2 separate regions of the Homo sapiens genome follow, and region 2 is linked to region 1. Evidence: chromatin loops called from intact Hi-C (ENCODE). Cell type or tissue: prostate gland. All regions are shown on one strand. Each heading gives the region's core, and the rest is flanking DNA. Links, peaks and the distances in the headings are about the cores only.

Evidence for each region. A loop is a pair of places that touch in the nucleus more often than their neighbours do. Peaks named below come from ENCODE experiments on the same cell type or tissue, not always from the same donor. Only the 100,000 strongest peaks of a DNase experiment are listed, where the experiment ranks them.
Region 2: it touches region 1 in a loop (3-fold over the local background); 49 of 110 quality-filtered maps call a loop at or near these places.

Annotation. Positions count from the first base shown.
Region 1 is chr6:42,258,609-42,262,894 of GRCh38, reverse strand. It overlaps TRERF1 (transcriptional regulating factor 1), which reads left to right. Exons shown (of 18, transcript NM_001395490.1): 9 at 3,172-3,556. Among named protein-coding and RNA genes, the nearest start is that of MRPS10, 43 kb to the right of the region's middle. RefSeq lists enhancers at 1,683-1,732, 1,670-2,190, 2,191-2,711. In prostate gland, for the core only: a CTCF peak has its summit at 1,783 (motif pointing left); a DNase peak (open chromatin) is centred at 1,744; H3K27ac peaks cover 2,033 bases.
Region 2 is chr6:42,525,095-42,529,380 of GRCh38, reverse strand. No RefSeq gene overlaps it. Among named protein-coding and RNA genes, the nearest start is that of UBR2, 37 kb to the left of the region's middle. In prostate gland, for the core only: no CTCF peak of the experiment used is centred there; no DNase peak of the experiment used is centred there.

The DNA.
Region 1 (4,286 bases), core at 683-3,182:
TCCCAAATCCACAACCAAAGAGGTAACCACTGGCGCAGCAGGCTTCCAGGCAATAGCCCTGGCATCCATTCTGACAAGCAGCCTTACCAGTTGCTTAATATTTTTGTCTGCTTAAATACCCTGGAGAACCTAATTCGTTAAAGTTCCCAAAGTAGTTCCACTGAGAGCCACCCACCCCTAATCTCAGGAAAGCAAAGAGATTTGTTTTTCTCACTCACTGTTCTCCTTTCTCCAATTTTAAGTGCTTCACTCAAACAGCTTAATTTGCCTCTGGGAAGGGTTTCCGTCTGTCTGTCTCTCTCTCTCTCTCTCTCTCTCTCTCTCTCTCTCTCTCTCTCTCTCTCTCTCTCTCTCTCTCTCTCTCTCTCTCTCTCTCTCTCTCTCTCTCTCTCTCTCTCTCTCTCTCTCTCTCTCTCTCTCTCTCTCTCCTCTCTCTCTCTCTCTCTCTCTCTCTCTCTCTGCCCCTAGGGAATTTGTGACCTGTGTGGTTGGCAATATCAAACCTACCCCCTCCCCACAAAGTGGCATGTTGGGTCATATTTGTCCTTAGGAATAGGTAGCTGCTGGGAATCCAGGAGGCATAAGGGTAGGCTGGGCCAGGGTAGAGGGAGAGAAGATAATGAATACAACTAGAAAAGTACAGAAAAAAACCTTTATGGTGTAATATCAAGTCCTCAAAAGAAGAGAAACTGATGGAGAACTGGGGGGAAGATTCTCATAAGCCGTCAGGACTTGGGGGTCAGCAACAGGCAGAGAGATGAAATGACACATCCAAGCTCCCTCTTTGCCCAGGGAAGTTCGTGCTTTGGCAGGAGAAACAGTGTTTCCTTGGGGAAATAGTTCCCTTGGGGAACTCTCAATTAAGAGTTCATAGTCACATGGGGGTCAGAGTCCCAGGCACACCCCCCCCACCCCTTCAAGATGGTAAGAGAAAGACAGGGGCAGACAAGAAATTGATGCTTTAAGTGTGACTGGATGAGAATACACCTGGGTAGCCAAAGTCATTATGGACTGGGGAGGGGCAAGGGAGTTTGCTCAGGAGATCACCATTAGAGTTCTGAGCAGGATTTTGAAGGAAGGGATGAACTTGGCTTAATGGAAGGGTGAGAGAGACCTCGTTGGTGGGGGCGGTAGGCTGAAGTGGAAGCATGTAGGTGGGACTGAATACATGGGAACAAGGCCCTGGCACTTAATGTAAAGAAATTAAAACATCCAGGAAGGAGCCCCGAGTGCCCATCTCAGTTTGGCTCCTAGCCAGCTGGGATGAAGACAGCTGAGACCTGCCCCCCACTCACAGCCTCAGTTTCCTCCCCTGACCTTGATAGGGTTGGACTCATCAGTGGTTCTCATCCTTCTCTGTGGGCAGCTTTTTAAAGTTTTCAGTGCTTGGCCTCACCCCCAAAGTGTCCAAATAGCTTGGTGGGGTGGAACACTGTAAGTGTTTCCTCTCAAGTGACAACCATATATGACATCCTGGGTGGCTTCTCTTGCCCAGTGGCTCAGAGCCTTGCCTGGAGGATCGGAAAATCCAGGTTTAGAGCTGGAGTAACAGGACAAGAAGCTGGAGGAGAGGGAGCCCAAAAGGGACCTCTGGCCCTGTGATCAGAGGTCTGGATTGCAGTGCTGCGTTGAGATCATATAAGGTCTGCATGTTCTTGGATGATCTTATCTGTTACCCGGGAACAGAGTGTATCTTCAGGGCTGCTCCCCTTGGGGGGGGCACAGGCCTCCTTCCCCCATTCTCCTCAGCCCCTCTCTCGCCTCAGCCTCAGGCGCTGAGGAGCCCTCTGGTGGAGAAAAGAGGCGGTTGAGCGCGCTGGCCTAAGGAGGGTCCCCTGGGGGTGAGGCGCGGGGATAGGGGAGGGGTGGGGGCGGGGGTAGTTAGGAACCTCACTCTGGAGCCGGGAGCCTGGGACCCTCTGCCCCCTCCTCCTTTCCCCACTCTCTGCCTCCCTAGACTCCTCTCCTAGAGGCCAGGATGGCACCATGGAAGGCAGAGAAGCTGAGGGAGAAACAGAAGGGGGCAGAGCCTGAAGCTCTGGAGGGAGAGGAGCCCAGAGCAGAGGAGCCCATGGGGCAGGTCACATGGCCTGGAGGCAGATGGTCACATGACCGTAGCCAGCCCTTCCCATCACCCCCTGCTGCTTCCTACCCAGGCGCCACCCTGGGCTCAGGAGTCTCCAGGACCTGCAGCTGTGACTGGCCCCTGGCCTGCAGGGCCTGAGAGGGCACCCCAGACTGCCCAGAACCTTCCCTCAGGTATCCCCGTGGCCCCTCCCAACCACACTGCCTCTGCAGCCACACCCAGCTCTCGACTTTTCTGGGCTGATGCTACCACACAACCCGAGTCTGTTTCTGTTTGGCTTTGGCATGCCCTGCTCATCTGTTTACGTGCCTATGTTTACTTATTAGTATATATGTATCCATGTGGCAGATCCTCCTTCCAGACTATGCTTGGTTCCGCTGCCATTAAAATAAACTAACTCTCCTGACAGGAAGCCAACCTCAGAGAAGAGTTTGCTACAAATAAGCTACGAGTTCTGGGAGCAATAGTGAGGGGTGGTGACGGGGGAGGTTAACCAGATCCGTTTTTAGGTGAGCACATGGAAGGGCCCTTAGAGGTCATCGAAGGCTCTCCCCCCCTGCTGAAAGTGACCCAGGAGAGCCCGGTGTGGGTCGCTGGCCTTAGGAACCTTGGCTAGGCTTGAACCCCCACTTCCTGCCTCACAGGTCTCGGTCCCAGCTTCCCTGAAGAGATTATTCTGTCCCCTTCTCAGAACATGTGGTATCTGTTCCTGATGTCCGTCCCTGGGGAGCAATGGGGGAATTAAAGAGCCCACTCAGCTGGATTCCACTCAAACAGATGGGAATGTAGTGATAAGCAATAAAGAATTTGAATTTATTACTTCTTGCCCACCCACTATTCCTACCACCCCCAGCTCTTTCAGAAATTAGGGATTTCTTCCAAAACCTTAGTTTTCTCCCTAGTCTAGCAACCAGAACTCGCTTTGCCTAAAATGGATGTGGTCAGAATGTGGGGGCGTTGGGGGTGGGGGGGTCAAGCAGAAGGGCTCTCTGCTTAGACAGTAGAAGGCCCCCTTCCCTGAACCTGTGGAAATGGCCTGCGGGGGAAGCTGAAGTATTCGAATCAGATCGTTGTTCCGGTTTTAGGAAATCCCCAGGAAGCATCAGCCGAGTGTGCCCAAAGCCGAGGAGCCCCTCAAGACCGTGCAGGAGAAGAAAAAGTTCCGGCACCGGCCGGAACCTCTCTTCATCCCGCCGCCGCCCTCCTACAACCCGAACCCCGCTGCCTCCTACTCGGGCGCCACCCTGTACCAGAGCCAGCTGCGCTCCCCGCGCGTCCTCGGGGACCACCTGCTCCTGGACCCCACCCACGAGCTGCCCCCTTACACGCCCCCACCCATGCTGAGCCCGGTGCGCCAGGGCTCGGGGCTCTTCAGCAATGTCCTCATCTCCGGCCACGGCCCTGGCGCCCACCCGCAGCTGCCCCTGACGCCCCTGACGCCCACACCACGGGTGCTGCTGTGTCGCTCCAGTGAGTCACCCCTTTAGCGTCCTCCTGGGCTCTGGGTGCTGGGTAAAGTCCTGGGACATCTCGTTTTCTTTAGCTTTCTCATTTATCCCACAGACTTTTGCGGAGTATTGGCTGTATGTAGCACGCGCTGCTGGGTGTTAAGAAAGACTTGGAATACATAGCCCTTATCCTCAAGGGAATCGCAGTCTAATTGGGAGACAGATGCATAAAGTGATCACTACAGTCTCTGGGATAAGGAAACAGTTGAAATGTTCACCCACTTTTTAAGGCTGCCAGCAATGATCGTGCAAGAGAGAAAAAATGAGACCGGGCGCGGTGGCTCACACCTGTAATCCCAGCGTTTTCGGAGGTCGAGGCGGGTGGATCACTTGAGGCCGGGAGTTGGACACCAGCCTGGCCAACATGGTGAAACCCCGTCTCTACTAAAAATACAAAAATTAGCCGGGCATGGTGGCACGCACCTGTAATCCCAGCTACTTGGGAAGCTGAGGCAGGAGAATCGCTTAAACCTGGGAGGCAGAGGTTGCAGTGAGCCAAGATCATGCCACTGCACTCTAGCCTGGGGGATGAGAGTGAAACTCCGTCTCAAAAAAAAAAATAACGGGATGTGGTAGCAGGCACCTGTAGTTCCAGCTACTCAGGAGACTGAGGCAGGAGAATCTCTTGAACCCGGGAAGCGGAGGCTGCAGTGAGCCGACATCGCGCCACAGCACTCCCGCCTGGGCGAAGG
Region 2 (4,286 bases), core at 821-3,320, 270 kb before region 1:
AACTGGCTGATCATTAGAATACACATAAAGTTTCAAATGGCTTACAACTTTTAGTGTAAAACATGAAGCTACAAAAGAACAAGTACCAGTGAATGTTTATGTGATCTTCTGGTGAAGAAAATGTTTCTAAATATAACACAAAAGGCAAATAAACATTAAATTTGACTACATGAAAAATACATTTGTAAAAAGTACAATAGATATGTCAATGTGGGAAAGACCTTTGCTGAATATATGAAGACAATTTTAAAAACTTCTTATCGGCTGGCCGGGCATGGTCGCTCACGCCTGTAATCCCAGCACTTTGGGAGGCCAAGGTGGGCGGATCACTTGAGGTCAAGAGTTCGAGATCAGCCTGGCCAACATGGTGAAACCCTGTCTCTACTAAAAACAGAAATACTAGCCAGGCGTGGTGGTGGGCGCCTCTAATCCCAGCTACTTGGGAGGCTGAGGCAGAGAATTGCTTGAACCCGGGAGGCAGAGGTTGCAGTGAGCCAAGATCACACCACCACACTCCAGCCTGAGTGACAGAACAAGACTCTATCTCAAAAAATAAATAAATAAATACATAAATAATAAAAATAAATAAATGATAGTTTGGTCATGTGCTGCATACCAACATTTAGGTCAATGACAGCCCACATATATAATAACACTGATCTCATAAGAGTATAATGCCATGTTTTTACTGTACCTTTTCTATGTTTAGATGTTTTAGGTACACAAATAGCATTGTGTTACAATTGGCTGCAGTATTCAGTAGAGTAACATGCTGTACAGGTTTGTAGTCTGGGAGCAAGAGGCTATGCCATATCATATAGCCTAGGTGTGAGGTAGGCTATACTGTCTAAGTTCACAGAAGAACACTCTGTGATGTTCACACAATGACAAAATCTCCTAACGACACATTTCTCAGAACGTATCCATGTCGCTAAGTGACACATGACTGTATATTGCTTCCATTGAATAGGAGGCAGTTATAGAAGAATACTATGCAGTTGATGTTGTAGAAGAATATTTAACGACATGAAAAATATTCCTGACAATGTATACTGCTAAGTTAAAAAGCATATTACTAAGCAGTTTTCACAGTATGATCCTATGTTTGTTTACATACCCACACGTACGGCATGAATTGTGCATTACAAATTATCATTTTCTTTTTTATTTTTCTTATGCATTTCTACTGTGCACATTTACTCATTTTTTAATAATGAAAATTAACAACTACTCCAGCCTGGGCAACGTGTCAAAACCCTGTCTCTACAACAAATACAAAAATTAGCAGGGCATGGTGGTGGGGGCCTGTTGTTCCAGCTACTTGGAAAGCTGAGGTGGGAGGATCACTTGAACCGAGAGGTAGAAGCTGCAGGGAGCTGCAATTGCACCACTGCACTCCAGCCTGGGTGACAGAGTGAGATCCTGTCTCAAAACACACAAAAAGAAATAACAATTACTATTAATTGCTACTAAGGAGAACTTTCCAAATCTTGGTCAATGGTTTTTTTGAGGCTATAGAATTACAGGGATGTTTGTGTCCTATGATATTTACTTCTGTAATGCTTGAATTTTTTAATTGTACCTGATCAATTTTATAGTCAGAAGGAAATAATTTTTAAAAGAAAGATAAAATGGGTTAGGGAACAGAGACATTCATATTCTTTAATCCAACTATTTCATTTTTAGAAAATTTCCTAACCCTGAATATGAGCAAATATTTATACAGAGATTTCTCATCACAGAAGCATTTATAATAGAAAAACAAGCAAACAGAGCAATGTTTTGTAACATTGTTTTATTTATTATATATAAAAGGCTTATATATACCACCTAAATGTCTAGCCATAGGGAGCTGGTAAAGGGAATTATAACAGGATGGATCCACAGAGGCATAGTGAAGTGAGCATGATTCCAGCCTGCCTGGGTTCAAATCTCAATTCTGCCACTTACTAGCTGCGTGACCTTGTACAAGTTACTTAACCTCTCTGATTTTCAATTTTGTTGTTAGTAAAATGGGATAATAGTACCTATATAACAAGATGATTATGAGGATTTTTTTTTTTGTCATTCAGAGTTTAGGCAGGAAACAGAAGACACTCTCAAACTGGGTAATTCAAGTATAATCTAATAAAGAGATTCTATTGAGGCAACAGCAGGGTGTCCTAGGGAGCACTTGAGTAGTCTTGGAACCTGGAGAGAGAGAGGTGTGGAGAGACGTGGAGAGGAGAAGCTGTGGCTTTGAAGAAAGGACCCAGCAGCCCTGTGACCCTTCATACATACCTTGACATTACCATCCAGTCTCCTGTCTCCTGAGATACCTGTAATTACACTCCCTGATTGCAATAATGGTATATGCAAACAACCCACAAACCTCAGTGGCTACAAACTACAAACATTTGTTTTTCTTCCTTCTGAGTTGACTGGGCCTGCTCTGCTTCAGGCTTTGGGTCAGATTCAGGTCTGCTTCATGGGCCTCTCATTTTGGAGAGAGTGGCCAAGAGGCCAACCCAAGGAAACTCCATTCCAGTCCTCTGCTCAGGGTGTCTACAAACATCCCATTGGCCAAAGTGTGTCATGTGACTGATCCTAAAATAAATGGAATAGATATTTATATTCCATATACTTTCATGGAAAATCCTAACACAGGGAGAGATTACAGAGTTGGGAATGATAATCCAAACTACCACAGCTCTCACTGGGCAAACCCGAAGAAGGAGACGTCACAGAGCCTGTTGTTGCCGTCTATTCAGATCAGCCTTCCAGGGCACAGAGCAGGGTGAGAGGGGATAGAGGCATCTGGAGGGGCAAACAAAGATATCTCTGCAGGATCGCATGAGTTAATTATTATTATTATTTTAGAGATGAGGTCTCACTCTGTAGCCTAGGCTGGACTGCAGTGGCATGAGCATGGCTCACTGCAGCCTCAATTTCCTGGGCTCAAACGATCCTCTCACCTCAGCCTCTCAAGTAGCTGGGCTACAGGCATATGCCGCCATGCCTGGCCAATCTTGGTATTTTTTGTAGAGGTGGGGTTTCACCATGTTGCCCTGGCTGGTCTCGAACTCCTGGGCTCAAGCAATCCATTCATCTCAGCCTCCCGAAGTGCTGGGATTATAGGGGTGAGCCACTGTGTCTGGCCAAGTTAATATTTTAATGAGCTTAAAATATTGGCTCACATAAAAATACCATACAAGTGTTTGTTGGATGAAAAAATAGGCCAGGCCCAGTGGCTCATGCCTGTAATCTCAGCACTTCAGGAGGCCGAGGTGGGTGGATCATTTGAGACCAGGAATCTGAGACCAGCCTGGCCAACAGGGCGAAATCCTGTCTCTACAAAAAAATACAAAAACTAGCCAGGCGTGGTGGCATGCACCTGTAGTCCCAGCTACTCAGGAGGCTGAGGCATGAGAATCGCTTGAACCAGGGAGGCAGAGGTTGCAGTGAGTTGAGATGGCACCACTGCACTGCAGCCTGGGTAACAGAGTGAGACTCTGTTCTCAAACAAACAAAACAAAACAATAAAACATGGTGCCATTGAGAATGATATTTTTAAGAATATTTAAGTATTTAAAATTTTTATAATGAATTATAAGTGAAAGAGGTTATAAAGCAGTTATACATTATAACATCATTTAAACATACTATATACCTAGAAGAAGGGCTGAATTTAGCAAAATGTTAATATTGTTGTTGGGAGGTAGAGTCATGGGGCATTTTTATTTCTGTGCTCTGTGTTCAGAATAAGGTTGTCACATATGGCCTCATAGGTTGCGCACTGCACAACTCCAGGAGGCCCCCTTTGTCCTTCTTCCTACTTCCAACTTGCATAACCTCCTTTATTGCCCACACCTTCTAGAACACAGACGTATTACTCTCATGTAATCAAACAAATAAATACAGTTTAAAAAATTGCAACCTTGCCTTTTCTTCCTAACATACTTCAAAGACAAATGAAGTTGACCTAGTTTGTCATTTTTATTAGAGCTGGAGAGAAATTACCTCTGGACTCTAAAACGGTTGTTATAAAGGTAAACTCAGCAACTCTTGGGACAATCAAGGAATGTACAGTCATGACTGCAGAACTGAAAGGTACTGCGTCACATGCGTAGGATAAGTAAACATATTTGGCCTGAGTAAGTTAATCACATTTTTAAAACCCTGAAATGTATTTTATCTACTGAAAAAATTCAGAACTGCTGAATCAGAAATGATGAATATGAGCATGAAATGCTCATATTAAATTCACAATGAAGAAGATTTAAAATAAAATGATTTAAATAAAGAGA